Linked DNA regions of Homo sapiens: all the other regions are linked to region 2. Evidence: read pairs that join two places in POLR2A ChIA-PET (ENCODE). Cell type or tissue: HepG2. All regions are shown on one strand. Links, peaks and the distances in the headings refer to the core of each region. The heading gives the core; the rest is flanking DNA. Region 1 holds the start of MCRIP1 (MAPK regulated corepressor interacting protein 1). Region 2 holds the start of LOC105371929 (a long non-coding RNA gene). Region 3 holds the start of OXLD1 (oxidoreductase like domain containing 1).

What was found. Peaks named below come from ENCODE experiments on the same cell type or tissue, not always from the same donor. Only the 100,000 strongest peaks of a DNase experiment are listed, where the experiment ranks them.
Region 1: POLR2A ChIA-PET joins it to region 2 with 18 read pairs; 21 of 35 experiments call an interaction of 5 or more read pairs at or near these places.
Region 3: POLR2A ChIA-PET joins it to region 2 with 10 read pairs; 7 of 35 experiments call an interaction of 5 or more read pairs at or near these places.

What each region holds. Positions count from the first base shown.
Region 1 is chr17:81,827,867-81,837,940 of GRCh38, reverse strand. It overlaps MCRIP1 (MAPK regulated corepressor interacting protein 1), which reads left to right and starts at 4,650. Exons shown (of 5, transcript NM_207368.5): 1 at 4,650-4,703. It overlaps PPP1R27 (protein phosphatase 1 regulatory subunit 27), which reads left to right and starts at 2,891. Exons shown (of 3, transcript NM_001007533.4): 1 at 2,891-3,177; 2 at 3,288-3,438; 3 at 4,089-4,449. The coding sequence starts at 2,988. The coding sequence ends at 4,212. RefSeq lists enhancers at 2,594-3,106, 3,107-3,619, 4,133-4,646, 5,673-6,186, 6,187-6,700 and silencers at 4,242-4,361, 4,472-5,031. In HepG2, for the core only: a CTCF peak has its summit at 4,543; DNase peaks (open chromatin) are centred at 4,110, 4,630 and 5,667; H3K4me3 peaks cover 1,840 bases.
Region 2 is chr17:81,722,195-81,732,268 of GRCh38, reverse strand. It overlaps LOC105371929 (a long non-coding RNA gene), which reads right to left and starts at 954. Exons shown (of 3, transcript XR_935049.2): 1 at 1-954. RefSeq lists enhancers at 1-177, 9,261-9,802 and a silencer at 1,898-2,117. In HepG2, for the core only: no CTCF peak of the experiment used is centred there; DNase peaks (open chromatin) are centred at 4,185, 4,598 and 4,718.
Region 3 is chr17:81,662,132-81,671,060 of GRCh38, reverse strand. It overlaps OXLD1 (oxidoreductase like domain containing 1), which reads left to right and starts at 4,456. Exons shown (of 2, transcript NM_001039842.3): 1 at 4,456-4,543; 2 at 5,477-6,025. The coding sequence starts at 4,484. The coding sequence ends at 5,860. CCDC137 (coiled-coil domain containing 137) reads right to left here and starts at 4,324. Exons shown (of 6, transcript NM_199287.3): 1 at 4,161-4,324; 2 at 3,199-3,332; 3 at 608-836. The coding sequence starts at 4,294. It also overlaps a transcript of PDE6G not described here. RefSeq lists silencers at 4,091-4,240, 4,441-4,760 and enhancers at 3,417-4,338, 4,339-5,260, 5,421-5,530, 6,946-7,580. In HepG2, for the core only: a CTCF peak has its summit at 3,034 (motif pointing left); DNase peaks (open chromatin) are centred at 4,380, 4,755 and 5,210; H3K4me3 peaks cover 2,476 bases.

The DNA of each region.
Region 1 (10,074 bases), core at 839-8,838, 110 kb before region 2:
GAATGTGACCGTTGTTTGGAAACAGGATGCTTGCAGATGTCACTGGTTAAGATGAGGCAATACCCAACTATAACTGGTGTCCTTATACAAGGGGGTGATGTGAACAGTGACAAAGGCTGGGAGAACACCATGGAGATGAAGGCCGAGATCGTGGCGATGCTGCTAGGGCCAAGGACACCAGGATTGCTGGCGGCACCAGAAGCTGGGGAGAGGCTTGCGACAGACGCTCCTCAGAGCCTCAGGAGGAACCTGCCCTGCTGAAACCCGGATCCCAGATTTCAGCCTCCAGAGCTCTGGGACGGACCGTCTTTTTTTTTTTTTTTTTTTTGAGACGGAGTCTTGCTCCATCCCCAGGCTGTAGTGCAGTGGTGTGATGTCAGTTCACTGCAACCTCCACCTCCTGGGTTCAAGCAATTCTCCTGCCTCAGCCTCCCGAGTAGCTGGGACTAGAGGCGCCTGCCACCACACCCAGCTAATTTTTGTATTTTTTTTTCCCGAGACAGAGTCTCGCTCTGTCGCCCAGGCTGGAGTGCAGTGGCGCGATCTTGGCTCACTGCAAGCTCTGCCTCCCAGGTTCACGCCATTCTCCTGCCTCAGCCTCCCAAGTAGCTGGGACTATAGGCGCCTGCCACCATGCCCAGAAAATTTTTTGTATTTTTTAGTAGAGATGGGGTTTCACCGTGTTAGCCAGATGGTCTCGATCTCCTGACCTCGTGATCCACCTGCCTTGGCCTCCCAAAGTGTTGGGATTACAGGCGTAAGCCAACGCGCTTGGCCTTTTTTTTTGAGATGGAGTCTTGCTCTGTCACCCAGGCTGGAGTGCAGTGGCACGATCTCGGCTCACTGCAAGCTCCACCTCCCGGGTTCACGCCATTCTCCTGCTTCAGCCTCCTGAGTAGCTGGGACTACAGGCGCCCGCCACCACGCCCGGCTAATTTTTTTTTTTTTTTTTTGTATTTTTAGTAGAGACGGGGTTTCACTGTGTTAGCCAGGATGGTCTCAATCTCCTGACCTCGTGATCCACCCGCCTCGGCTTCTCAAAGTGCTGGGATTACAGGCATGAGCCACCGTGCCCGGCCTAATTTTTGTATTTTTTAGTAGAGAAGGGGTTTCACCTTGTTGGTCAGGCTGGTCTCGAACACCTGACCTCAGGTGATCCACCTGCCTCGGCCTCCCAAAGTGCTGGGATTACAGGGTTGAGCCACCACGCCTGGCCAACCATCTGTTTTTTAAGCCACTCAGTCTGTGGTCTGTGAAGACAGCCCCGGCAGACTCATCCATCCAGCTTCAAGTGCTGCAGTGCTCCTAGCACAATCGATCGCTGTCCCTGACAACAAAGACCTCCCTGGTCAACTCTGTGTCTGTGTCCCATCCCATCCACTTGCTCATGTCCTGTAGTCCAAGCCCTACTTTGGACCTCCACTGGGGCTGTTGCAAAAGTAAAGGCAGCCAGCAATGAAGAGCCTGTTGGAACACGAGTTTTAAAAATTCCCTTGGCTGGGCGCAGTGGCTCACGTCTGTAATCCCAGCACTTTGGGAGGCCGAGGCGGGCGGATCACAAGGCCAGGAGTTTGAGACCAGCCTGGCCAATATGGTGAAACCCCGTCTCTACTAAAAATACAAAAATTAGCCAGACGTGGTGGTGCATGCCCCTGTAGTCCCAGCTACTCGAGAAGGTGAGGCAAAATAATTACTTGAACCCGGGACGCAGAGGTTGCAGTGAACCGAGGTTGCGCCAATGTAGTCCAGCTTGGGCGACAGAGTGAGACTCTGACTCAAACAAACAAACAAAAAAATTCCCTTGGCTGTGCTTCTAGAGGTAAGATCACAGGGGCCGGGGCAGAGAGAGCACACCACCCAGGGTGTGATGGTCCCTGAACGTGGAGAGCAAACTGGACACCACCTTAAGTGTGAGTATGTGTGTCAAACCTGGAATGCAGAGACACTATGCAGGGTGAACCCATGAGTGTGTAGGGAATACCCTGTCCCCTGCAGGTGTGTGAGGCAGGGGAGCCAGGCACGTGGAGGAAAAGTCGCAGGACTGACTGAGCAGGAGCCTGAGGCACTGAGATCCCAGCCAAGGATGCCTGCGGGGTTTCTGAGCAGGAAGCAGCACCATCAGAGTCATTTTTTTTTTTTTTTTTTTTTTTTTTGAGACAGAGTCTTGCTCTGTCGCCCAGGCTGGAGTGCAGTGGCACGATCTCGGCTCACTGCAACCTCCGCCTCCCGGGTTCACGCCATTCTCCTGCCCCAGCCTCCCAAGTAGCTGGGACTATAGGCGCCCGCCATCACGCCCGGCTAATTTTTTGTATATTTAGTAGAGACGGGGTTTCACCGTGTTAGCCAGGATGGTCTCGATCTCCTGACCTCATGATCCGCCTGCCTAGGCCATCAGAGTAGTTTTGGGAAAACCACTGAGAGTGAGGCAAGCCACGCTGGAAGGTGAAAACTGACAGGTAGGGAGATGGAGGGGCTAAGGCCTGTTTCACCACAGCACGGTGGACCTGTGCTTCTGCAGATGTGGAGGGGGTGGCCGCCCCTCACTTTCCAGGAGGTAGAGAGCAAAAGCCCTTCCAATGACCTTGGTACCTACTGTGCCCTTGATCTCGCGTTCCTAGCTATCTCATGGGTTCTGCACCGGTGCCTCCTCCTGCCCTCGGTAAGGCACCTTCTAGGTCCAGCTGTGGGGCAGGGAGCGACAGGCAGGAATGATCTGACCCCTTTGGCCGGGCACGGTGACAGATGGGCTGAAAGATGAGTCACTAAACATGATCTGGGGTGCGGGGCGGGGGTGCAGCTCAGTTTCAGCCCCTCGCGCCGGGGAGGATGACCGTGCAGCTTTATATAGCCCCTGAGCCCTATATAAGCAAGTCAGAGGCCGGGGCTCGTCCGACAGGAGCCCTCAAGCTGATCTGGTCGGGACCGGATACATTATTAACCCCAGTGCAGTAGGGTCCCCAGGGGCAACCTGCCCCACAGCGCCCAAGATGCCTAGCAGAACTGCCCGCTATGCCCGCTACAGCCCACGGCAGCGGCGGCGGCGGATGCTGGCTGATCGCAGCGTGCGTTTCCCTAATGATGTCCTGTTCTTGGACCACATCCGGCAGGGTGACCTGGAGCAGGTGGGGCGCTTCATCCGGACTCGGAAAGTCTCCCTGGCCACCATCCACCCCTCAGGTGAGCAAAGCCTGGAAGAGCTGGCCAGGGCCTGTGGGGTGGTGGGAGAGGCCAGCAAGGAGGACCTGACCTGGGGCTCAGTCTTGACCCCTCCCGTCCTCCCTGCCCAGGCCTGGCCGCCTTGCATGAAGCCGTGCTCTCTGGAAACCTGGAATGCGTGAAGCTGCTGGTCAAATACGGGGCTGACATTCACCAGCGAGATGAGGCGGGCTGGACACCCCTGCACATTGCCTGCAGCGATGGGTACCCTGACATAGCCAGGTGAGGGGGCCCTGGGTCTACACAGGCTTGAACCCGACCCCTCCGGGCCTCAGTGGGTCCCCAGGATGGGAGCCCCAAAATGTAGCCCGGGTGGTGTCGGCAAGAACCCTAGAGGCTGGGGGCGGTGGCTCACGCCTGCGCCTGTAATCCCAGCACTTTGGGAGGCCGAGGTGGGCGGATCACCTGAGGTCAGGAGTTCGTGACAAGAACCCTCTCACTACTAAAAATACAAAATTAGCCACGCGTGGTGGCGCGCGCCTGTAATCCCAGCTACTCAAGGCTGAGGCAGGAGAATCACTTGAACCCGGGAAGTGGAGGTTGCCGTGAGTCGAGATCATGCCATTGCACTCCAGCCTGGGTGATAAGAGCGAAATTCTGTCTCAAAAAACAAAAAAAACAAAAAAAGAACCCTGCAAACCCTAGAGGCTTCTGGAATCCTGTTTCTGCCTTTGTCCTCAATAGAACCAACTTGAAAAGCTGGCCACAGCTTCCAAAGGGTCAGGTTTCTTCCTCCTCACCCTACCCGGACCTTAGGACCCCAAGGTGGGGGACACACAGGTGACCCCAGGACTCTGGCCCTCTGACCCGGGTTGGGGCGAGCACTCTCCTGGCTCCTCCCCGCTTCAGCCAGAGCGACCTTTACACCCCAGGTACCTTATCTCCCTGGGAGCGGACAGGGATGCAACCAACGACGATGGCGACCTGCCCTCCGACCTCATCGACCCGGACTACAAGGAGCTGGTGGAGCTCTTCAAAGGGACCACGATGGACTGAGCCAGCTTTGCCCGCCCGCCCCCGCGCCCAGGGCCGCCTCCCTGGAGAAGCCGCGCGTCGCCCATGGGCCAGCACGTGCCCCACCCGTGGGCCAGGGGCGGCCGGACCCGTCCCTCCACGACCCCGCCACCCCTCCTAGGCCTGGCTTTGTCCCCAGGTGAATTTTTTACTGTGACACTTTTTACTTTTTCAATAAACGTGACTCCCAGGTGAGGGGGCCTGGGTCTACACACGTGGTCCCTGTGGTGGTGTCCTGATTACTGGGCTCTGGCCGCTCCCAGTGGCCGGCGGCGCTCACCGTTCGGGCCAGGGAGGTCCGGAGCTTCCGCCACGAGCCCCAACCCCGCACGGGAATCCCGGCCGCCCCCGCCCTCCGCCAGCCGGGCGGTCACGTGAGAGCGCGCTGCGCCTGCGCCTGTGCAGCCCGCGGTGGCGTCACTTCCGGCGGGGCCTCCCAGCTGGAAGAGGCGGTGGCGGCGGGTCGGGGCGAGGTGAGGCGGGTGCGGCGCCGGGCGGCGGGGACGGGGCGGGGCGGGGCGGGCGCGGCTGGGCCCCGCCCTGGTGTCGCCGCGCGGCCGCGGGTGCCCTGCAGGGCCGGGCGGGGCCGGGCGCGGGGGAGTGGCCGGGCAGCCGGGGTCCGAGGGAGGGGCCCGCGTTCCCCGCCCGGCACCTGCAGGAGGGCGCGGCCCGCGGGGCGCCTGGGAGCGCGCGTGGGGAGGGCGCGGCTCGGACTGAGCGCCTTTCCCGCCCAGGCAGGGGCAGGTGCCGGGGACCCAGCGCCGCCGGACGCTCGCAGCGGGCCAGCCTTCTGCCGCCGTCGGGGCTTTGGGGCTGACAGAGCCCCGCTTTCCCGGTCTCCTGGAGGGACCGTGCCTGAGGATGCCTCCGATTCTCGGAGCGCCGCGGGCCCGGCCGTCCGCATTCTTTTTCTGTCCATTTTTCGGCCTTGCCCTCTTTCCCGTCTCCCCGGGCGGTGATGCTGGGCCTAACGGGGAGAACGGGGCCTCCGCCTGCCTTCTAGGCACTCACTGGGCGGTGGTTGTGACCGCGGGGGCGGGAGCCATACGGGGCACGGGCTGTGCTTCTCTCCCTCCTGCCCCTGGGTAGCCGTCGCAGGAAGGTGGTCTTTCAGCTGGATCCCCAAGGATGAGTAGGATAGTTTTGGGCAGAGAAGACAGCTTGACCAAAGGCCCTGAGGTGTAAACAGGGACCAGTGAGTGGACTTTGGGTGGGATGTGGCGAGAACGTGTAGAGAGGGTGGGAAGTGGGACGTGAAGGAAGAGCCAACAGGGCTGGATTTGGGGCGAGTCAGGGGAGGTTGTGGTTTGAGTGGGATCAGGATGGGGAGGAGGGCGCACACGCTCAGGCTGTTGCTGCCACCACCCAGGGGAGAGGGTGAGGAGGTGGTGCAGCGCTTAGAGGCTTTCCCTGGGCGGTCTTCAAGGGACCACGAGGTGCCAGTGTGGCAGCTGTGACAGCCGTATCCTCGTGCGCCTGCTTGGGCAATAGATCATTTTCTAGCCTCGTTGGCTGAAAAAGACACAGAACACGAAGAGAAAGTGGAGTCTTAGAAACTTTGAATCTCAGAAACTCCGGAGGAGCATGGTGACTAGCGATGGCGTCACTGATTCTAACTCTGGAACCTCACTATTGTCACGTTGCTGGAGTGTTACCTCATGGCCTGTTCTTAGGCATGTGGCTGTGTGGGGGAAAGAATTTGGGACTGGGAGGCCAGAGACTGGGGTTCTGTCCCCTCCCCACCTGGAAGTCTCTAAAGCCCTTGGGTCCCCTGGAGGAGGAAGGTTCTACATAGTTCTACCCAATGCGACTCCCCTCCCTATCTGGAGGGAGGGCCAGTCTCTGAGCAAAGCCACATGGGTATCAGTAGGGAGTGGGTCTTTCAGGGAGTCCAGAAACCTGCTGTAGGGTGCAGGCAGAGTGGAGGCAGACTTTGGGAGGCTCAGGCCAGCTGCAGCATTCGGGCTGAGCCCCAAATGCTGTGGCCCCGGAGGCCCTGGGAGGGGCACCGCTGCTTGGTGGCAGGCTCCTTCAGCGCTGAACTGGAAGTTCTCAGGGTATCTTTCTGGTCCAGCTGTGGGGATGTGGGCAATGTGTGTAAGGGCCCAGCGTGGTGGCTGCCCTGCCCTTAGCCCGACAAGTGTTTGCTGTGGCTGGTGGCAGTCTCTTCTTTCAGTCCCCAGTGCTTTTCTGGGCCTCCACCTTCCTAAGAGTGGGCTGACTCTACATTCCAGTTTACCCAGAAGAGTTGTTTCATTCTTGATAATCAACAGCATCCCTTTCGTTCTTTTTTTTTTTTTTTTTTTTTGAGGGCAGAGAGCAGAGATGGGGCCCTTTTTTGTTTGTTTGTTTGTTGTTTGTTTTGAGATAGAGTCTTGCTCTGTCTCTGTTTCCCAAGCTGGAGTGCAGTGACATGGTCTCTGCTCACTGCAACCTGCGCCTCCTGGGTATAAAGCGATTCTCCTGCCTCAGACTCCTGAGAAGCTGGAATTACAGGTGCATACCACCATGCCTGGCTAATTTTTTTTTTTTTTTTTGAGAGACAGAGTCTTGCTCTGTTGCCCAGGCTGGAGTGCAGTGGCACAATCTCGGCTCACTGTAACCTTTGCTTCCTGGGTTCAAGCGATTCTCCTGCCTTAGCTTCCCAAGTAGCTGGGACTACAGGCATGTGCCACCACGCCCAGCTAATTTTTGTATTTTTTTTTAGTAGAGATGGGGTTTCACTGTATGTTGGCCAGGCTGGTCTCGAACTCCTGACCTCAGATGATCCTTCCACCTTGGCCTCCCAAAGTGCTGGGATTACAGGCATGAGCCACTGCGCCTGGCCTAATTTTTGTATTTTTTTTTTTTAGTAGCAATGGGGTTTTGCCATGTTGCCCAGGCTGGTCTCAAACTCCTGACCTCCTATGATCTGCCCACCTCAGCCTCCCAGAGTGCCAGGATTACAGGCGTGAGTCACCGCACCTGGTCGAGATGGGGCTCTTTCTATGTTGCCCAGGCCAGTCTTGAACTCCTGACCTCCCAAAGTGCTAGGATTACCACCACATCTAGCCCCTTTCTTTTTTCTTTTTTTGAGATGAAGTCTCACTCTTGTCCCCCAAGCTGGAGTGCAATGGCGTGATCTTGGCTCACTGCAACCTCTGCCTCCCGGGTTCAAGCGATTCTCCTGCCGCAGCCTCCTGAGTAGCTGGGATTACAGGCGACTGCCACCACGCCTGGCTACTTTTTGTATTTTTAGTAGAGACGGGGTTTCACCATGCTGGCCAGGCTGGTCTCGAACTCCTGACCTTAGGTGATCTGCCCACCTCAGCCTCCCAACGTGCTGGGATTACAGGCGTGAGCCACCACGCCTGGCCCCAGCCCCTTTCATTCTTAACAGCATCCAGTTGAACCATACAGCACATGCTTGTCCTGTCCATCATCGTATTGGATAAGGAGCCACAGAGACCTCACTGAGCTGCTGGCTTTCCATGGCTGTGCTTCCGTCCCTATTGGAGCAGGCGAGCCTACCTGTGGGCTGCATCACTTTGAATGAGGATGCTGAGGCTCAGAGGAGCTTGCCCGGGGCCCCAGAGCAGGGGAATACCTGCAGCCCAGTAGGCCAGGCCCTGTAGGCTGGACGGCCACGGAAGCAGGCAGTCACGTCCTGCAGAATGCACAGACTTGCAGGTGGCCTGTGCTCTGTGTGGCTGGTGGCAGGTAGTCCTGTGGCAAAGGCTGTTGGGGCAGGAGTGGAGCAGCAGGTGACACCTGGTAAAACAAGTTGGGACTGGACAGTGGGCTTGATGGCAGCAGAGGGCCTGGGTGACACCCTAGTGCTAAGTGACTTGGGGATAGGGTTTCAGGAAGATCATGTAGACATCTGTGTCCACCTGTCCTGATGCTGGGTGTCTGGAACTGGAGGTTGTCCCAGCACTGGGTGGGGTGGGGTGGCGTGGGATGTGGAAGACTTTGAGGGGAAGGGGAGAAAACACCTAAAGACCATGTAGCCTGAGGGGCTCTGGAAGGGTGGTCCTGGGCCAGGAGAGTGTCATCGAGGGTCCTCCCATGTGAGACCCCAGCCATTGTGAGCTGCGCTATATTTTACAGTACATTGAGAAATAAAAACCACCATTGGTTAAATTCTGACGTGTTAGCAATTGTCAGGCGCAGCCCAGTTTCAAAGATGTTAAAATATGAAAACTATGAAAGAAAACTCTCAGAGGCAGTGGGGTGTGGTGTAGCGACTGAGGAGTACGGGGCCGTGGCCGGGACATCGGCATGCTCGGTCTTGATTCTGACAGAAAGAGGGAAGGAAAACGGGACCGAGGCATCGCCTGACCCTCCCTTACTGCTGTCACCCTGGTGGTGGCCCAGGTGGGATGAAGGCAGGGGGCCGGGCTGGATGGGGTCTCGAGACCTCTGAAGTGGGGCTGTCTCTCTGGGCTGAATGGAGCCCCTCCCTCCCACCCTTCACCTGTGGTCGGCCTCGGTCAGGCCGCCACTCCCCTTTACCTGGGCAGCTGAGGTGTCAGTCTCCTGCTGGCTCAGGGGCTGCCACCTCAGGTGGCCGTCTGCCGTGTGCTGGGTCTTTTCCGGCTGCCCCCGGCGCTTCTCTGGGCCTGTGCCATTGTCCCCTGCTCACTCTCACCCACTATGGTCCTGGGTCCCTCCACATCCACCACCTCAGGGACCCCATGCATGGATGTTGTGCCTCAGGGTTCCCTCTGCTTAGCCAGACACCAGCCTGCTGCCCACCAGGCCTGAGCTAGGGCTGAGCTGCCTGCCAGCCACACTTCCTGCCCTCCCCCCTCAGCTGTGTGCCTCACTATGCTAGGCCGCCCCGCTGAGGTTGTTGGAGGCCTTATTGTGGCTCCATGGTGACCTCTTGGTTCAGAGCTTGCTTGACCTCCAGCCCTCTCCGTGGATGGCTCCTTCCTGCCCTCACAGGCACCGTCCTGGCCCCGGCTCCAGTTATGTCCATGCCTCGGCCCTCTGCAGCTTCCTCCCATTCCATGTGTCCCAGGGCCTGTCTGTGGCCCCTCAGGTCCTGCTCTTGTGCTTGGTGTCCGTCTCTGCGTGGGGGCTGTGGTGCCCCCTCTGGCTGCTGATTCCCTTATGGGAATAGGCCAGGTGTGCATTGCTACCCTTCTGCGGTGGCTCTTCCCTTTGGGTAATTACGAGTGAAATTCTCCAGCTGTCCTTGTACGCATCTTGGGTGTGTGTACCTAGGAGCAGAATGGCTGGGTCATAGGTTGTGCACAGATACTTGATTTTTAATGGAAAATTCCTTCTGGGTCAGAATTGGGCACCCAGCTCCTTGGCAGGGCCCCAGGAGGCAGTGAGGCTGAATGAGCTGCAGAACCGTTTATTGTGCTTCCAGGGGGACAGCAGGCCCCTGGCCTCTTGGAACTGCTGGCACATCCAGGAAAGCCTGGGGCTATGTGTGCAGGGTCGGGGGGTGGGGGGGCAGTGTGAGGCCCTGGGGGTCCCTAAGCTGGAGGAAGAAGTAGGGAGAGGTGGGAAGGGCTCTTCGTGTCTGGGAAGACTTAGAGGACACAGCCTGTGGTATTGAGGGTGTGGGTACATTTCTTTTCCTAACAAGAGGAGGCAAACGAGACTCCTTGTTGACTTAAAAAACTGTATGGGTGCAGCTGGGTGTGGTAGCTCACACCTGTAATCTCAGCACTTTGGGAGGCCGAAGCAGATGGATCACGAGGTCAGGAGATCGAGACCATCCTGACTAACACAGTGAAACCCCATCTCCACTAAAAATAGAAAAAATTAGCTGGGCGTGGTGGCGGGCGCCTATAGTCCCAGCGACTCGAGAGGCTGAGGCAGGAGAATGGCGTCAACCCGGGAGGC
Region 2 (10,074 bases), core at 1,011-9,010:
ATGCTTCAACCTGTGTCTCACCTGCAGAGAGGCTCCCGAGGCACTCGTCCTTCCCGGCAGCCCTGCCCTCTTGTCTTGCCTGGCCCTGTCTGCGCCCCAGTGCATACCTGAACCCCCATGTTCTCCTTTGTCTCCTGCGTCTGGGCCCATGGGGAGCGCCCGGGCAGCCGGCAGGTTGGGGGGAGGGCGCGATTCTGCTTCAGGCCCCGCGGATTCTCCTCTGCCCCAGCGGGCGCACATTTGGGCACCAAGACTGCACTTCTGCGGGGCACGGATCCGGGGGAGGGCAGGTGTCTCTCTAGGCCTCAAATCCAGGCCAGGAGCAGGGGGCGACTGGGCTGGGAGTGGGGAGCACCGCCTGGAGCACCAGCAGACAATGGGCGTCCTCAGCTGTCACCCCCTCCCTCCATTGTCTACTTGGTTGCCTGGCTGTTTTGTTTTGTTTTGTTTTTTTGAGACGGAGTCTCGCTCTGTCGCCCAGGCTGGAGTGCAATGGCGCGATCTTGGCTCACTGCAACCTCCCGTTCCCAGGTTCAAGCAATTCTCCTGCCTCAGCCTCCCAAGTAGCCAGGATTAAAGGTGCCCGCCACAACACCCAGCTAATTTTTGTATTTTAGCAGAGACGAGGTTACACCATGTTGGTCAGGCTGGTCTCCAACTCCTGACCTCAGATGATCCGCCTGCCTCCGCCTCCCAAAGTGCTGGGATTATAGGCATGAGCCACTGCGCCTGGCTCCTGGGTGTTTTTTTTTAATGGCTTTACTGAGACATAATTCACATACCACACAATTCAGAATGCGTCCAGCTCAGCGAGTTTCTGCATCTTCAGAGCTGTGCAGCCGTCACCGCAGGCAGTTTTAGATCATTTCCTCATCTCAGAAAGAGCCCTCCACCCTCCAGCTCCCGCCCCCTTCCCGCATCCCTCCCTCCCCAGCCCTAAGAGCTGTCTCCACAAAGTCGCTCAGGATGCCCCTGTAAGTGCTGCCACACAGCATCTGTCTGCTTATTTCACACAGCACAGTGCCCAAGGTCCGTCGGTGCTGCCGTGTGGATCAGAACTTCATTCTAAGGCCCAAGAGTCCACTGCATTGGGCACAGGACCCCCTGTGTGACCAACCTCTGTTGATGGACACAGCTGTTTCCGCCTCTCTGTGATTATGGATGTGCTGCTATGCACAGGCGCGCACAATGTTTTATGTAGACTCTTTTTTTTTTTGAGACAGAGTCTCACTCTGTCACCCAAGCTGGAGCGCAGTGGCATGATCTTGGCTCACTGCCACCTCTGCTTCACTGGGCACAAATGATTCTCCAATCTCAGCCTCCAGAATAGCTGGCACCGCAGGCACAAGACAACGATGCCCAGCTAATTTTTTTTTTTTTTTTTGAGATGGAGTTTCATCTTGTTGCCCAGGCTGGAGTGCAATGGCGTGATCTCGGCTCACTGCAACCTCCGCTTCCCAGGTTCAAGCGCTTCTGCCTCAGCCTCCTGAGTAGCTGGGATTACAGGTGTTAGTCACCACGTCCAGCTAATTTTTCTATTTCTAGTAGAGACGGGGTTTCACCATGTTCATCAGGCTGGTCTCAAACTACTGACCTCAGGTGATCCGCCTGCCTCGGCCTCCCAAAGTGCTGGGATTACAGGCATGAGCCACCACGCCTGGCAATTTTTGTATTTTTTAACGAGACAGGGTCTCCCTGTGTTGCCCAGGCTGGTCTTTAATTCCTGAGCTGAAAGTGATCCATCTGTCTAAGGCTCCCAAAGTGCTGGGATTACAGGTGTGAGCCAATGCGCCTGGCCGGACGTCTTCATTTATCTTGGGTCCTCACCTAGGAGTGGCATTGCTGGGTTGCACGGCCACTGTATGTTTAATTGTTTGAAGAACCACCAGCTGGGACGTCTTCTTTAAGCCCAAACCTGACCCACTGCTGCCCTGTCCAGGCCCCTCCCAGCTCTTCACTGCGTGACCCAGCTCTGCCAAGGACTCAGACGTGGCCCTGGCCGATACCTCCCACCATGGCTTCCATTGTGTATATTTGTTTATAGAGTCTTGTGCCATGCATATTTTTAAAAATATTATATAATCAAATGTGTATCTTTTCTATAATTCACGGGTTTTAAATTTTGCTATATCTTGTTAAGGGAATGCTCTTTATCAGATCAAGGAATTGTTCTTCTACTACTAGGTTGCAAAGCAATTTTTTTTTTTTTTGAGATGGAGTCTTGCTCTGTCACCCAGGCTGGGGTGCGGTGGCGCGATCTCAGCTTACTGCAAGCTCCGCCTCCCGGGTTCACGCCATTCTCCTGCTTCAGCCTCCCCAGCAGCTGGGATAATAGGCACACGCCGCCATGCCCAGCTATTTTTTTTTTTGTATTTTTAGTAGAGATGGGGTTTCACCGTGTTAGCCGGGATCGTCTCGATCTGACCTCATGATGTGCCCACCTCGGCCTCCCAAAGTGCTGAGATTACAGGCGTAAGCCACCGCGCCCGGCATTGCAAAGCAATTTTTAAAAATTGCAAATGAGGCCAGGCACGGTGGCTCACTCCTGTAACCCCAGCACTTTGGGAGGTTGAGATGGGTGGATCACGAGGTCAGGAGTTCGAGACCAGCCTGGCCAACATGGTGAATCCCCGTCTCTACTAAAAATACAAAAATTAGCCAGGCATGGTGGCGGTCACCTGTAATTCCAGCTATTCAGGAGGCTGAGGCAGGAGAATCACTTGAACTCAGAAGGTGGAGGTTGCAGTGAGCTGAGATCATGCCATCGCACTGCAGCCTGGGTGACATAGCGAGACTCTGTCCCCAAAAATATAAATAAATTAAATTTTTTTTTAATTAAAAAAATAAAAGTTGCAAATGAGTATTTTTCTTTTTTGAGACGGGGTTGCACTCTGTTGCCCAGGCTGGAGTCCAGGGCCACCATCACGGCTCACTGTAGCCTCAACCTCCTGGGCTCAAGCAATCCTCCCACCTCAGACCCCCAGTAGCTGGGACCACAGGTGTGCGCCCTGTGCACATATGCACCATGCTTGCCTAATATTTTCTTATTTTTTTAGATGGGGTTTTGCTACATTGCCCAGGCTGATCTTGAACTCTTGAGCCCAAGGGATCCACCTGCCTTGGTCTCCCAAAGTGCTGGGATTGCAGGCATGAGCCATGACCCCTGGCCCCTGCAAATCAGTATTGAATTGCACAAAATGCTGTTTCTGTAGCTGTTGAGATGCCTGCAGAAATTTTATTCTTTAATTTTTTTTTTTTTTTTTGACGGAGTCTCGCTTCGTGCCCAGGCTGGAATGCAATGGTGCGATCTTGGCTCACCGCAACCTCTACCTCCCAGGTTCAGGCGAGGGTCCCGCGTCAGCCTCCTGAGTAGCTGGGACTACAGGCACACTCCATGATGCCGGGCTAATTTTTGTATTTTTACTAGAGACGGGGTTTCACCATGTTGGCCAGGCTGGTCTTGAACTCCTGAGCTCAGGTGATCCGCCTGCCTCGGCCTCCCAAAGTGCTGGGATTACAGGCGTGAGCCACCACGCCCAGCCTCCTTTACTCTTAATGTAACATGCAGATAACATTAGTTAGTTTCCTGACATTGAAATTCTGATATAACCCCTACGTGATCATGAGGTCTGACATTTCTTATATGCAGCTGACTTCAATTTATTAATAGTTTATCTAGGCTTTCTACATCTACAGTCATGAAACAGATGTGTCTTAATTTTCATTTTGGAGTTGAGATCATGCTAGCCTTCTGTGAAAATTTCAAGACACGGATTTTTCTGTTCCATGAATGTTTGGTAAAAATTCACCCGTAAAACCAGCTAGAGCTGGCCAGGTGCGGTGGCTCACGCCTGTAATCCCAGCACTTCGGGAGGCCGAGGCAGGTGGATCACCGGGTCAGGAGATCGGAGACCATCCTGGCTAACACGGTGAAACCCCGTCTCTACTAAAAAATACAAAAAAATTAGCCGGGCGTGGTGGCGGGCGCCTGCAGTCCCAGATACTCAACTCAGGAGGCTGAGGCAGGAGGATGGTGTGAACCTGGGAGGCGGAGCTTGCAGTGAGCCGAGATCACACCGCTGCACTCCAGCCTGGGTGACACAGCGAGACTCCGTCTCAAAACAAACAAACAAGCAAAAAATGCTGGATACGGTGACTCATGCCTATAAATCCTAGCACTTTGGGAGGCGGAGGTGGGCAGATCACCTGAGGTTAAGAGTTCAAGACCAGCCTAGCCAACATGGCAAAACCCCATCTCTACTAAAAGTAAAAAAATTAGCCGTGGCAGGCACCTGTAATCCCAGCTATTCAGGAGGCCGAGGCAGAAGAATCGCTTGTACCCAGGAGGTAGAGGCTGCAGTGAGCCAAGATCAGGTCACTGCACTCCAGCCTGGGTGACAGCGTGAGACTCTGTCCCAAAAAAAAAAAAAAAAAAAAAAAAGAGCAGACACCCAAGGGTCAACAAACCCAGGAGCAAAACCAACACCACAAAACAGGCACACACAATACACCCAGGAGGTAAAACTCGGGCCCAAAGCCAGCAGAGCAAACATGAGAAGATACCAGGAAAAGTATAATGAACCCGGTCTCCAGAGAGGCGGCAGCACGTCACAGCCAATACACACCAAAGATCGGCTCTTTCTCCCTCTCCTCATTGTCTTCGCGTCGTCAGCTTCGGCCTGCGCTGACTTGCCTCATGGTCACAAGATGGCTGCCAGCAGCCTCCAAGGCCATTTGCTGCGTGGTCCACGCACGACAGGAGCAGAGCTTCCGCCGGTAGGGCCCGGAGTGTCGTCCTTGCCCAACCCACAAGCTGGCAGAGAAGTTTCCATCCCGGAAGCTACAATAAACATCTTACATATCATTGGCCCAGTGTGGGTGACAGGCCCATGCCTAAACCAGTCACTGTGGGCCATGCCGACTGGTTTAAACCAACCCTATTCATGCTGGGAGCTGGGGTCAGGCCCTGGTGCCCTTGAGGCCCAAGGACTGGGGTGGGGTGGTAGCTGCTTGAATAAAACAGCAGGCATTTTACTAAGGGGTGGGGGGCAGGATGTCAGATGACCTGAAGCATCACGTGACTATTTATTTTATTATTTTATTACTTTATTTATTTTTGAGACAGTTTAGCTCTGTAGCCCAGGCTGGAGTGCAGTGGTGCAATCTTGGCTCACTGCAATCTCTGCCTCCTGGGTTCAAGTGATTCTCCTGTCTCAGCCTCCCGAGTAGCTGGGACTACAGGTGCGCGCCACCATGCCCAGCTAATTTTTGATTTTTAGTAGAAACGGGGTTTCACCATGTTGGCCAGGCTGGTCTTGAACTCCTGACCTCAAGTGATCCACCTGCTTCGGCCTCCCAAAGTGCTGGGATTACAGGCGCGAGCCACTGCGTCCGGCCTGAATTGCCACATGAGTATTTATGCACACCCAAAACAAAATGACCCGGAAAGGTAGAACATAAGGCAGGTACGGTGATATTAACATCAGACAAAATAGAAGTGAAAACAACAATGATTACATAGGACCTAGAAGAATATTCCATCACTGAAAAAAAGAATGGTCTGCCAAACGTAACTGTGTGACCATCAGAAGTGTGTCCACAGAGGCTGGACTGCATCAGGGCTCCCAGGGCATCTCTCCTCACGTCTTGCCATCAGAACTGGGTCACATGGAGGCCGGGCACAGTGGCTCATGCCTGTAATCCCAGCACTTTGGGAGGTGGAGGTGGGTAGATCATTTGAGGCCAGGAGTTCAAGACCAGCCTGGCCAACCTGGTGAAATGCCATCTCTACTAAAAATATAAAATTAGCTGGGCATGGCGGCGCATGCCTATAATGCCAGCTACTTGGGAGGCTGAGGCGGGAGAATCACTTGAACCAGGAGGTGGAGGTTACAGTGAGCCAAGATGATGCCACTGCACTCCAGCCTGGGCGACAAGAGCGAAACTCCATCTCAAAAAAAAAAAAGAACTGGGTCACATGGTTTGCCACCACTCACCCGCCTCTCCCCTGTCTGGGCAGACTGGTGGGCTCTGTGCCACTAAGATGTTTACCTGAGACTAAAGCGGCAAGCGCAGACACGGAGCTGGATCACGTCAGGAAGGACTGTGAGGTGCACAGAGGATTGGACAGATCCAGAACCACAGGGAGAACCTTTCACACGCAATCTCAGAATTTACAAGGTTGGCTCAACATAACCAAGCAAGGACATAGAAGATTTAAACATTACGGCTGGGCATGGCAGCTCACACCTGTCATCCCAGCAGTCTGGGAGGCCAAGGCAGGCGGATCACTTGAGGTCAGGAGTTCGAGACCAGCCTGGCCAACATGGTGAAACCCCGTCTCTACTAAAAATACAAAAGTTAGCCAGGCGTGGTGGCAGGTGCCTGTAGTCCCAGCTACTCGGGACGCTGAGGCAGGAGAATTGCTTGAACCCAGGAGGCGGAGGTTGCAGTGAGCCTAGACCGAGCCATTGAACCCCAGCCTGGGCAATAAGAGCGAAACCTTGCCTCAAAAAAAAAAAAAAAAAAAAAAAAAGAAGATTTGCACATTACAATTAGCATGCCTAATCAAAAAGTCATGAATACCCAAATTAAGCTGTGTAACCAAGAGACAACACGTGTTCTTTTCAGACGTGCATGCAGCGGTTCACAAAAGTGTAGCGGGTACGAGACTGCAATAAAAATCTCCATAACTTCAGAAAACCAGCTGGGCCATGGCTCATGCCTGCTGTCCCAGGGCTATGGGAGGCCAAGGCCAGAGGATCGCTTCAGCCTAGAAGTTCAAGCTGCAGTGAGCTATTATTGTGCCATCTCACTCCAGCCTGGGTGACAAAGCGAGACCCCATCTCAAAAATAATAATAATTATTGTTATTTTTTGTTTTTTTTGAGATGGAGTTTCGCTGTGGTTCCCTAGGCTGGAGTGCGGTGGCACAATCTTGGCTCACTTCAACCTCCGCCTCCCAGGTTCAAGTGATTCTCCTGCCTTAGCCTCCCAAGTAGCTGGGATTACAGGCATGGGCCGCCACACCCGGCTAATTTTGTATTTTTAGTAGAGACGAGCTTTCTCCATGTTGGTGAGGCTGGTCTTGAACTTCTGACCTCAGATGATCGGCCCACCTCAGTCTCCCAAAGTGCTGGGATTACAGGAGTGAGCCACTGCCCTCGGCCACACACAAAAAAATATTTTTAAAGTATGAGCTTCAGGCTGGGCGTGGTGGCTCACACCTAAAATCTCAGCACTTTGGGAGGCCAAGGCAGGTGGATCACCTGAGGTCAGGAGTTCGAGACCAGCCTGGCCAACATGGCAAAACCCTGTCTCTACTAAAAATACAAAAATTAGCCGGGCATGGTGGCGCATGCCTGTAATGCCAGCTACTTGGGAGGCTGAGAAAAGAGAATCGCTTGAACCCGGGAGGCAGAGATTGCAGTGATCATACCTCCCGGGAGGCAGAGGTTGGAGATCGTACCACTGCACTCCAGCCTGGGCAAAAAGAGCAAAACTTCGTCTCAAAAAAAAAAAAAAAAAAAAAAAAAGAAAATATGGAGAGCCAAGTGATTGATGATAAGGCAGACGCTCAGGCCATAGTGGGGAGCAGAACCAGTGTTCCAGAAGCTTCCAGAAGCCACTGGTGCCACCTCCCAGTTACAGGTTTCCCAACCCACACCCTTCTGACTTTATGGGGACTGTTTCCCCTTTTTTGTTTTACCACCTCAGTATGTGCTCCTAAATGCTACATTTCTTTTCTTTTTTTTTTTTTTGGAGACGGAGTCTCGCACTGTCACCCAGGCTAAACTGCAGTGATGCGATCTCAGCTCACTGCAACCTCCACCTCCCGGGTTCAAGCGATTCTCCTGCCTCAACCTTAGCTGGGGTTACAGGTGCCTACTACCACACTCGGCTAATTTTTTGTATTTTTAGTAGAGACAAGGTTTCACCACGTTGGTCAGGCTGGTCTTGAACTTCTAACCTCAGTATTCTCCCGCTTCAGGCTCCCAAAATGCTGGGATTACAGGTGTGAGCCGCCGCACCCGGCCCTACATTTTCATTTTGCTTCTTTGTTTATTGAGACAGGGTCTCACTCTGTTGCCCAGGCTGGAGTGCAGTGGTACAATTTCAGCCCACTGCAGCCTCCACCTCCTGGGCTCAAGTGATCCTCCCACCTCAGCCTCCCGAACAGCTGGGACCACAGGCGTGCGCTACCACACCTGGCTAATACTTAAAAATTTTCGTAGAGATGGAGTTTCACTAACTTGCCCAGGCTAGTCTTGAACTACGGGGCTCAAGTGATCTTTCCACCTTAGACTCCTGGGTAGCTGGGACTACAGGCACGCACCACCACGCCCATCTCCATTTGTGTCCAAGTTTCTATAAATACATGTTTTCTTTCCTCCTGGGTACGTACAGAGGCGTGGAATTACTGGGTTAGATGGTAACTGTGTTTAACACTTTGAAGAACTGCCAGACTCTATTCCACAGCGGCCACACCACCCTCCATTCCCAGTAGCGCTGGATGGTTCTCATTTCTCCACAGCTTCACCAACACTTGCTCAGTTTCTGTCCTTTTGATTTTAGCCTAGTGGATGCTGCCGCATCTGTGGTGGTTTGGATTTGCATTTCCTTAACAACTGATAATGCCGAGTGGTGTCTCCTGTGTTTATTGGCCATTTGTATACCTTCTTTCCCATCCTGTGCCATTAACAACTTTCTTTCTTGTAAGAGTTTTCTTATATGTTCTAGACTGTAGTCCCTTATCTGATACGATTTACAGAGATTTCCTCCCATTATGCGGGCTGTCTCCCGCTTTCCTGATAGTGTCCTTTAAAGCACAGAAGTTTTTTTGTTGTTGTTGTTGAGACAGTTTTGCTCTTCTAGCTTAGGCTGGAGTGCAGTGGTGCAATCTTGGCTCACTGCAACCTCTGCCTCCCGGGTTCAAGCGATTCTCCTGCCTCAGCCTGCCGAGTAGCTGGGACTGGTGTGCTCCACCATGCCTCGGTAATTTTTTGGTATTTTTAGCAGAGATGGGGTTTCACCATGTTGGCCTGACCTCAGATGATCCACCCGCCTCGGCCTCCCAAAGTGCTGGGATTACAGGTGTGAGCCCCCACGCCAGGCGAATAGACTTTTCTTTCCCCACTGAATTGTCTTGGCATCCTTGTTGAAATTTCTTGACAATAAATGATTATTGTGTAACTTTTTGTAAACTATGAAGTCACTTAAAAAAATGCATGGAGGCTGGATGCGGCGGCTCATGCCTGTAATCCCAGAACTTTTGGGAGGCTGAAGGGGGTGGATCACTTGAGGTCAGGAGTTTGAGACCAGCCTGGCCAACATGGTGAAACCTCGTCTCTACTAAAAATACAAAAAGGAGCCAGGCTTGGTGATGTGCACCTGTAGTCCCAGCTACTCATGAGGCTGAGGCACGAAAATCGCTTGAACCTGGTAGGTGGAGGTTGCAGTGAGCTGAGACCTCACCACTGCACTCCAGCCTGGGTGACAGAGCAAAAATCCATCCAAAAGGAGAGAAAAAAAAAAAAAAAAAAAAAAGCACGGAAATGACTGCTGACTCAGCAGGTGACTGCTGAAATGCTGACTCAGCAGGGTCCAGATCTCTCCCTGGCCCCCAAGCGTGAAACTGACTGGCTTCTGGCCTTCGGACCAGGTGGCCTGCAGGGCCTGTGGGTTAAGGGCCATGAAACCACAGGACTGACATCCCCTCTGACCTACCCCCACCCTGGGCCTGTGCCCTGGACCTGGGGAGCTGTGGCTTCTGTGGAGGGTGGGTAAGGAGCCCTGCCCACTGGCCTCCTCTCCCACCCCACCCTCTGCACCCTGCCCTGTGGTGGCCCACTGCCAGGCCTGGCCCTGCCAAACCAGACTGGGCACTTTCATCCCCTGACTGGCACTGTCCCAGTGGGGCTGACTGCAGGGAGGGGCTGGGGGTGATGCCAGCCTCTGGGGTGGCCCCGGTGCCCTGTCATGATGGCCGCTTCCTCCAGGGCTCCCATCAAAGCAGCTCTGAGAATGTGGTCCCTCCATCTGCAGATTTTGGGATTTGCTGGCTAGAGCTGCCTTT
Region 3 (8,929 bases), core at 930-8,929, 61 kb after region 2:
TCCCGGATTCAAGCGATTCCACTGCCTCAGGCTCCCAAGTATCTGGAATTACAGGCATGCACCACCACGCCCGGCTAATTTTTTTTTTTGTATTTTATTAGAGACAAGGTTTCACCGTGTTGGCTAGGATGGTCTCGATCTCCTGACCTCGTGATCCACCTGCCTCAGCCTCCCAAAGTGCTGGGATTACAGGCGTGAGCCACTGTACTCGGCCAAAGCTTTTAGAGAATTAGGAAGGTGTAGTCTCTTGGACGAGAGACATTCTGTTCTAATGGAAACAGAACCCCTGGGCACGTCACCCTCAGACCGACCCCCTCAGGGCTGATTCCCACAGGGCTAGGGCTTTCTGGTGCTTTTCCTGTGAAAGCAAGGACCAAGCGAGGTCTCCGCAGAGTTCCCAGGTTCCGCAGCCTCCTGGAGGCCACACCCTCACTGGCTCCCAGCTGGATGCTCCGACTCGCCAACTCCCAGGGCTCTGGCTTGGTCTCCCTGAATCCAGGCTGCCCCATGGCTATGAAACAGGGTACCTGCAGAGGGCCGTCATGGGAACCCAATGTCTTCCCTCCGGCTCCCAGGGCAGACCCCTCCCCCTCCCGCCTCCACTCACGCTTTTTTTGCTTTTTTCTGCTCAGACTTCTCCTTGGGAGCTGCCTGCACCTCTGGCTGCCGGATGGCCTGGTTCTTGCTGAGGAACAGCACATGCTGGGCCTCTTGCTGCATGCGGTGGATATAGGCCCCGTCAGACTCCCCCTTCCTCTGTTTGAACTTGGGGACTGCGATGTCGGGCTCCTCTCCCTTTGCTTCCTTCTCCAATGTCTTTCTGAAGGTCACCTGGGCTGAGGACAAAGGGAGGCCTCAGAGGAGGCAGGAGGCAGACAGTGGCAGGCAGGTGACCCATGCTCATTTCCCCTCCCAAAGCCACAGGAAGGGAAGACCAGGCTGGCTGGAAGCACCCCAACGACAGCAGCTGAAGAGGATGTAGAATGCCCGGCCCGGCATCCCCGGGGACGTGACCCCCCAGCCCAATGGCACCTGTCACAGATGTCCACTGCAGCACAGCTGAAAAAGGAAAGCAGAAACAACCTAATGTCCACCCCTAGGTGGCTGGTTGAATGAATTCTCCTCTGATCACCCACAGACTCCATTGCACAGCTGCCGAAAGAAGCCCAGTGGAGCTACACAGAGAAACGTGGGCAGACCTGCCGGGCGCGGTGGCTCATGCCTGTAATCCCAGCACTTTGGGAGGCCAAGATGGGCAGATCACAAGGTCAGGAGATTCAGACCATCCTGGCTAACACGGTGAAACCCTGTCTCTACTAAAAACACAGAAAAAATTAACTGGGCATGGTGGTGGGCGCCTGTAGTCCCAACTACTCGGGAGGCTGAGGCAGGAGAATGGCGTGAACCCGGGAGGCGGAGCTTGCAGTGAGCCGAGATTGCGCCACTGCACTCCAGCCTGGGCGACTGAGCGAGACTCCATCTCAAAAAAGAAACGTGGGCAGACCTATGACATCCACTGAGAACGCAAGCGCAGGACCCCGGGCGAGTGTAGAACACAGGAGGCGGACAGTGCCAGGCAGGTGGTTGTGTTCATAAATATGTGAAGACATGCATATTGCCAGGCATGGTGGTTCACACCTGTAATCCCAGCACTTTGGGAGGCTGAGGTGGGCGGATCACCTGAGGCCAGAGTTCGAAACCAGACTGGCCAACATGGCAAAACCCAGCCTTTACTAAAAATACAAAAACGAGCCGGGCATGGTGGCACAGGCCTGTAATCCCAGCTACTGGGGGGGCTGAGGCACAAGACTTGCTTGAACCTGGAAGGTGGAGGTTGCAGTGAGCCGATATTCTGTCTCCAAAAAAAAAAAGGCCAGGCACAGTGGCTCACACCTGTAATCCCAGCACTTTGGGAGGCTGAGGTGGGGAAATCACTTGAGGTCAGGAGTTCAAAACCAGCCTGGCCAACATGGTGAAACCTCGTCTCTACTAACAATACAAAAATTAGCTGGGCTTGGTGGCGTGTGCCTGTAATCTCAGCTACTCGGGAGGCTGAGGCAGGAGAATTGCTTGCACTGGAACTGGGACAGGGGAGGCAGAGGTAGCAGTGAGCTGAGATTGTGCCACTGCACTCTAGCCTGGGCTAGAGGGAGACTGTCTCAAAAAAAAAAAAAAAAACCACACACAAAAAATTAGCTGGGTATGGTGGTGCGTTACCTGTAATCCCAGCTACTCAGGCGGCTGAGGCAGGAGAACTGCTTAAACCCAGGAGGTGGAGGTTGCAGTGAGCCCAGATCACGCCACTGCACTCCAGCCTGGGCGAGGAAGCAAGACTCCATCTCAATAAATAAATAAATAAACAAACAAACAAAGGTGCCAATTCAATGCAGCACGGTTCAGAACGTGCCATGTGCTACCCAGGCCAGTGCGCCTCCTCCCTGCACCTTCCTCACCTCTATCTCACTATCCCTTTGGCAGCCATATAACCCCCAACAAGAAGCCTACAGTTTATACACAAATTATAAAACAGCTTTGCTGTAAAACCAGTGCCACGTTTGGGAAGAGAAATGTGTCTATAAGCAAAATATACACACAGTGGACTCCGTTTCCCAACATGCCCAGAGTGTTACCTCTGGGTTGCAGCGGTGGACATGTGGACACCCTACCCAGACTTGGGGGAGGAAGGCAAGACTTCTCAGAGGGGCCTGATGGAATTTCCTCCTTCAGCTCCTGACTCCACCCACTTCTCTCTACCATTGCTTCAGCACTCTTGTCCCAAGAATCATGGCTTCTCCCTGGCAGTAGCCCCGCCAGTTGCCAGGTCCACTCTCCCTCACTCCATCATCGCTCGGTGACCCTTTTTTTGCTTAGAGTAAACATGAATTGGCCGTGCCCTGCTAAAAACTCTGATGAATCTTCGCTACTTTTGGGGAGAAAAAAACGCCGCTCCTTAGCATGGATCCTGAGGCCCCATAACGGGTCCTCCCCGCCCACCCCACAGCCTCCTTCCAAGCCTCGTCTGGAACCACAGCGCCACCAGCTGCCAGCCACTGCTTTAGCTTTGGCCACGCTCCCCCACCTTCTGAGCACCGGGTCTTGGCATATTTCCTCTGCCTGAAACGTTCTGAAGTATTTGGGCGATTGGGCGGGTTGAGACACACAAAGCTTCACTGCCGCCCAGTATGGGCCTGCACACACCTGCTTTCTTCCTCTTCTTGTTACTGATCGGGTTTTTCATCTCTTGGCGGCTCCTCATAATCTCCCGGAGCCGGAAAGGAATCTCCTGTTCGTCCTGGTTCTTGGGCTTGCAGTTCACTTTCTTCTTCTCTTTGCTGGGAGAAAGAACACGGGGGTGAGACCCGTCCCAAGTAAAGCACAAGCAGAATCAGTAAGAGAAACAATAGTTGGGTCTGGCAATAGAATCTACACGGGCTGGCCGGGCTTGGTGGCTCACGCCTGTAATCCCTGCACTTTGGGAGGCCGAGATGGGCGGATCACGAGGTCAGGAGATCGAGACCATCCTGACTAACACAGTGAAACCCCGTCTCTACTAAAAATACAAAAAATTTGCCGGGCGTGGTGGCGGGCGCCTGTAGTCCCAGCTACTCGGGAGGCTGAGGCAGGAGAATGGCGTGAACCCGGGAGGCGGAGCTTGCAGTGAGCCGAGATCGCGCCACTGCACTCCACACTCCAGCCTGGGCGACAGAGTGAGACTCCGTCTCAAAAAAAAAAAAAAAAAAAGAATCTATCTATACAGGGGCCACATCTGGCTTCTGTGGTGCGAGCCGGTCCAGCAGTCCAGGGAGCAGGGATCTTTCCTCTCGGTCTCACTCAGTGGCTGTCCCTGAACCCCTTCCTCACGGGACGCGAGGCCGAAAGGCACTCCGAAAGCCCAGGAGGCCTTTCCGCCCTGACCTCGTCCAGAACCACAAAGACGGGACACTGGGACGCGGGAAAGGCAAAACCAAGGACTCGCTCGCGCCTCCATTCATTCAACCGATCCTGGCGGAGCGTGGGCCGCGGGCACAGACAGAGGAGGGCACTGAGCCCGACCTGGGGAAGGGGTCCGAGCGAACGCTCCCTAGGGGGTCCCGGGCGGAGCCTTCAAGGCGTCCCCTTCTCTGGGGAAGTGTGGCGGCCTCGCGGGGCAGCGCAGTCACCTGCGAAGCCCGGGCCACGGGGCTGGGCGCTGCTTCCCCAGCGGCTGCACTTGCTGCCGCCCCCGCGCTCGCCGGGGACTCCCAGGACCCGCCTGCACCCTGGACACCGCTGCTCCGCGACCAGCTCCCGCCATCTCCACGCCGGGAGGCTCCCTAGCGAAGCCACTTCCGCCTTCCTGCATGGTTCCGCCCCACCGATCGGCACTTCCGCTTCCTGCGCTCAGCCTCACGCTGGCTGGAGCGGCGCGACTTCCTGAAGGTCCGGGATTGGCCGGAGCGCCCGCCGCTCACGGTCAGGGGTTGCCGGATCCCGTCCGCGGGCGATGCTGCTGCGGAGGGTGGTCGAGGGAGGCCGGGCGGTAGCCGCCGCGGTCCGTGGCTCGGCAAGTACCAGGACGGGTCTTGGCAGCGCCGAAGGGCACGTCCGAGAGGCCGCTGTCCGGGGGCCCGCACGTACCGGGAGGAGCCCCGGCCCCTCCACCCGCATGTGGGGACGGAGCCGGGAGGATCGCGCGCTGGCCGCCGCCGAAGGACCCCTCGCTCCTCTCCTCCATCGGCTCTTACCGAGTCCCCGCCCCGGAATCTGTGGAGGGGCCGCTTAGCCTTGGGAGAGGAAGCAGCCCGGTGAACGGCCACTTTCCTGTTTCTCAGTATCTGCCGAGCGCCTGTGTGCGAGCCCTCCTGGGCTCTGGGGACTGGCCGTGGACATGGAGCGGATGATGCCCCTCGCAGGACTAGTTAAATAAGTGAAGTTGGTAGCGTGTCAGTCCGTGATCCTGGGTAGATAGAGCAGGGCAGCGACGGAAGACTGCCTATAGGACATTCACGCTGGGATGAGAGGGGCCTGAGAGGCCTGGGCTTTGTGACAGGGAAACTTGGATAAAGGGTGGTGCGATTCTTCCGGTTGGTCCCTCAGAGGTGGTGGGGCTTGGTTATACTGGTAGAGGTGCTGGGCTGGCCAGGAGCTTACAGGGTTACACCTCTCGCATACTGGTGTCCACAGAGCAGCCATCTTAGCTGGAGGTGTCGAGTGCCTCCCCCACCCCCCACCATGTGCTTGAGTGCACACCCGGCGCCAGGCCCTGATCCTGGCACTTCTTGTGAATCACACCGTGTCATACCCATGACTTCCATTGCACAGTGGGGAAACTGAGTCTAGAGAGGTGAAATAACATGTCTAAAGTCACAGGAAGTGAAAAAGCTGAGGACATGGAGCCAGTTGCCCAATGACAGGAGAGCTGAAATGTCCTCACTGCTGGGGGTAGACCGGGCCTCACCAGCTTCCTGGAGAGTCACATGTTTGTCTGCATCCTCAGGGGGCTCGCCGGTTCTCCAGCCCGGACTGCTGCCAGAGGCTTCCTGGAGGTGGCAGCTTTCTTCAAAGGCACCATCCCGGAGCGCAAGCCCCTGATGGGCGCAGAAAATTCGGGACAGACCACGTAGAGGTGGGCTCCCAAGCAGGTGCGGACGGCACCAGGCCGCCCAAGGCATCGCTGCCACCTGAGCTCCAGCCGCCCACAAACTGCTGCATGAGTGGCTGCCCCAACTGCGTGTGGGTGGAGTACGCGGACAGGCTGCTGCAGCACTTCCAGGACGGTGGGGAGCGGGCCCTGGCTGCCCTGGAGGAGCACGTGGCTGATGAGAACCTCAAGGCCTTCCTCAGGATGGAGATCCGGCTGCACACCAGGTGCGGAGGCTGAGCCATCCCTGCTGGACTCCCTACCGCAGGACGGAGTCCAGGACGCAGCCGCAGCCTCCTTCCTTCACACCCCCTCACAGACTCCTTGTGTCCAACGGGAATAGGAAGAATTAGTTACTGACTTCACCTGAGAAAAAAATAAATTCTCTATGGTGGTTTCACAGGAGGTTTTTGTTTTGGGGGTGGTTTTTTTGGCAGTATGTCTGCCAACCAGAATGGCTGCTGATTTGGCCTCAACAGGAGGCTTTTGTGTGGTTGTCCGTAAGGCTTGTGTTGCATCTTCAAAGCGAGCAGGTCCAGGTCGGCATTATGCACCTCCGGAGCTCTTGCAGCCATCACCCTGCCATGAGGGTAAAATAAGACCCCCAGCCGAGTGTGGTGAAAATAAGACCCCCAGCCGGGTGTGGTGGCTCACACCTGTAATCCCAGCACTTTGGGAGGCTGAGGCGGGCAGATCATGAGGTCAGGAGATGGAGACCAGCCTGACCAACATGGTGAAATCCCATCTTTACTAAAAATACAAAAATTAGCCAGGTGTGGTGGCAGGCGCCTGTAATCCCAGCTACTCAGGAAGCTGAGGAACCCAGGAGGCAGAGGTTGCAGTGAGCTGAGGTCATGCCACTGCACTCCAGCCTAGGTGACGAGAGTGAAACTCTGACTCAATAAATAGGACCCCTTTTCGTTGAACAGTCAAATGACAGTGACCCCAGTGCCCCTTCCAGGCCAGGTCCCACCTTCCCCCAAGTCCTGGCAAAGGCCTGCTCTGGTTGCTCTCAGCGTGCAGCAGAGGGAAGGCCATCTGATCTCATTGAGTCACTGTGGCAAAGCCTTTGGCAGGCACAGAAGCCCACAGGCAGCCTGGAAGTGCCCATCTGTCCAGCTGCCATCAATCCCTGGCAGGGGTCCTCGGGTGCCCTTCCACCAGCCTGGCAGGGGCTGCAGATCAGCCCTCAGTGGCCCAAGCACTACCTGGAACCAGTCCTTCCAGCTCCTTCAGCCGCAGCTCCCAGGGGAGTTGGTAAGAGCAGCAGGACGTGGCCAGGCGTGGTGACTCACGCCTGTAATCCCAGCATTTTGGGAGGCCTAGGTGGGTGGATCACCTGAGATCAGGAGTTTGAGACCAGCCTGGCCAAACGTGGGGAAACCCCTTCTCTACTGAAATTACAGTAATTAGCTGGGCACGGTGGCGGGTGCCTATAATCCCACCTACTCAGGAGGCTGAGGCAGGAGAATTGCTGGAACCTAGAGGTGGAGGTTGCGGTGAGCTGAGATGGCACCACTGCACTCCAGTCTGGGCGACAGCAAGCAAGACTCCATCTCAAAAAAAAAAATACTAAAGTTAGTGGGGCATGGTGGCACACAACTGTAGTCCCAGATACTCGAGAGGCTGAGGCAGAATTGCTTGAACCTGGGAGGCAGAGGTTGCAGTCAGCTGAGATTATGCCACTACACTGCAGCCTGGGTGACAGAGCAAGACTCTATCTCAAAAAGAAAAAAAAAAAAAACCGGCCAGGCGCGGTGGCTCACGCCTGTAAAGCCAGCACTTTGGGAGGCCAAGGCGGGCTGATCATGAGGTCAGGAGATTGAGACCATCCTGGCTAACATGGTGAAACCCTGTCTCTACTAAAAATACAAAAATTAGCTGGGCGTGGTGGCAGGCGCCTGTAGTCCCAGCTACTCAGGAGGCTGAGGCAGAAGAATGGCGTGAAGCCGAGAGGCGGAGCTTGCAGTGAGCTGAGATCACGCCACTGCACTCCAGCCTGGGTGACAGAGCGAGACTCCGCCTAAAAAAAAAAAAAAATTAGCAAGGCTGACATGCCTAAGTTTAGCAATCCTGAAAATGTGGATTATTCCATAAGAAATCTAAGAAAACAAGGAAAGAAAACAGTTCTCAGTGGCAGTCAGGGAAACCTGCCATAACCAAGTGGCCTGTTCTCTAATGTCACCTACATGGGTTTTTAATCTTTGCAGATTCATGTGTGTAAGTACAGGATGTGGGATTTGCAACCTTATGTGGTCCTCCCTGCTCACCTAAGATGTAATCTACAGCTACCCTATTATCTAAGACAACCTGAGCCGGTGAATGAATTCCTCTCTGCTGGGCGGCCTTGCCGACGCACTTTTCTCAGCAAGAATTCCCGAAGTAAGATTCCTCATCCTGTGCTCGTGGGATGCCACTCCCCACCAAGTCGCCCAAAGACCCAGGTCCATATTTTTGGTACCCAGGATCCCCAAAGCAAGTCCGCGGACTGCTTAGTTCTGTAGCCTCCGCCTCCTGGGTTCAAAGCCATTCTCCTGCCTCAGCCACACAAGTAGCTGGGACTACAGGCGCGTGCCACCACATCCAGCTAATTTTTTGTATTTTTACTAGAGACGGGGTTTCGCCATATCACCCAGCTGGTCTTGAACTCCTAGGCTCAGGTAATCCACTTGCCTCGGCCCTGTAAAGTGCTGGGATTGCAGGCATGAGCCACTGTGCCCGGCCAACTGCTTAGTTTTCATGAGTTGTTTAGTTAGTGAGAGCTATAAACCAAAAGTATCTGAGACAGGCCTCAATGAATCTACTTACTGATTTATTTGAGATGAAGTTTTGCTCTGTGGCCCAGGCTGCAGTGCAGTGGCGCGATCTCGGCTCACCACAACCTCCACCTCGCGGGTTCAAGCGATTCTCCTGCCTCAGTCTCCCAAGTAGCTGGGACTACAGGCGTGCCCCACAGCGTCTGGCTAATTTTTATATTTTTAGTAGAGACGTGGTTTTGCCATGTTGGTCAGGCAGGTCTCCAACTCCTGACCTCAAGCCATCTGCCCACCTCAGCCTCCTGAAGTGCTAGGATTACAGGTGTGAGCCACCATGCCTGGCCAATTTATTTATTTTTTATTTCAATACTTTTTGGGGAACAGGCAGGTTTTGGTTACAGGGATGAGTTCTTTAGTGGTCAATAAGTTTGGAAAGGTTATTTTGCGAAGGTTGACGACATGCCTGTGACAGCCTCAGGAGGTCCTGGCAACATGTGCCCAACGTGGACACATGTTGCTTTTATACTTTTTAGGGAGACATAATACATCAATC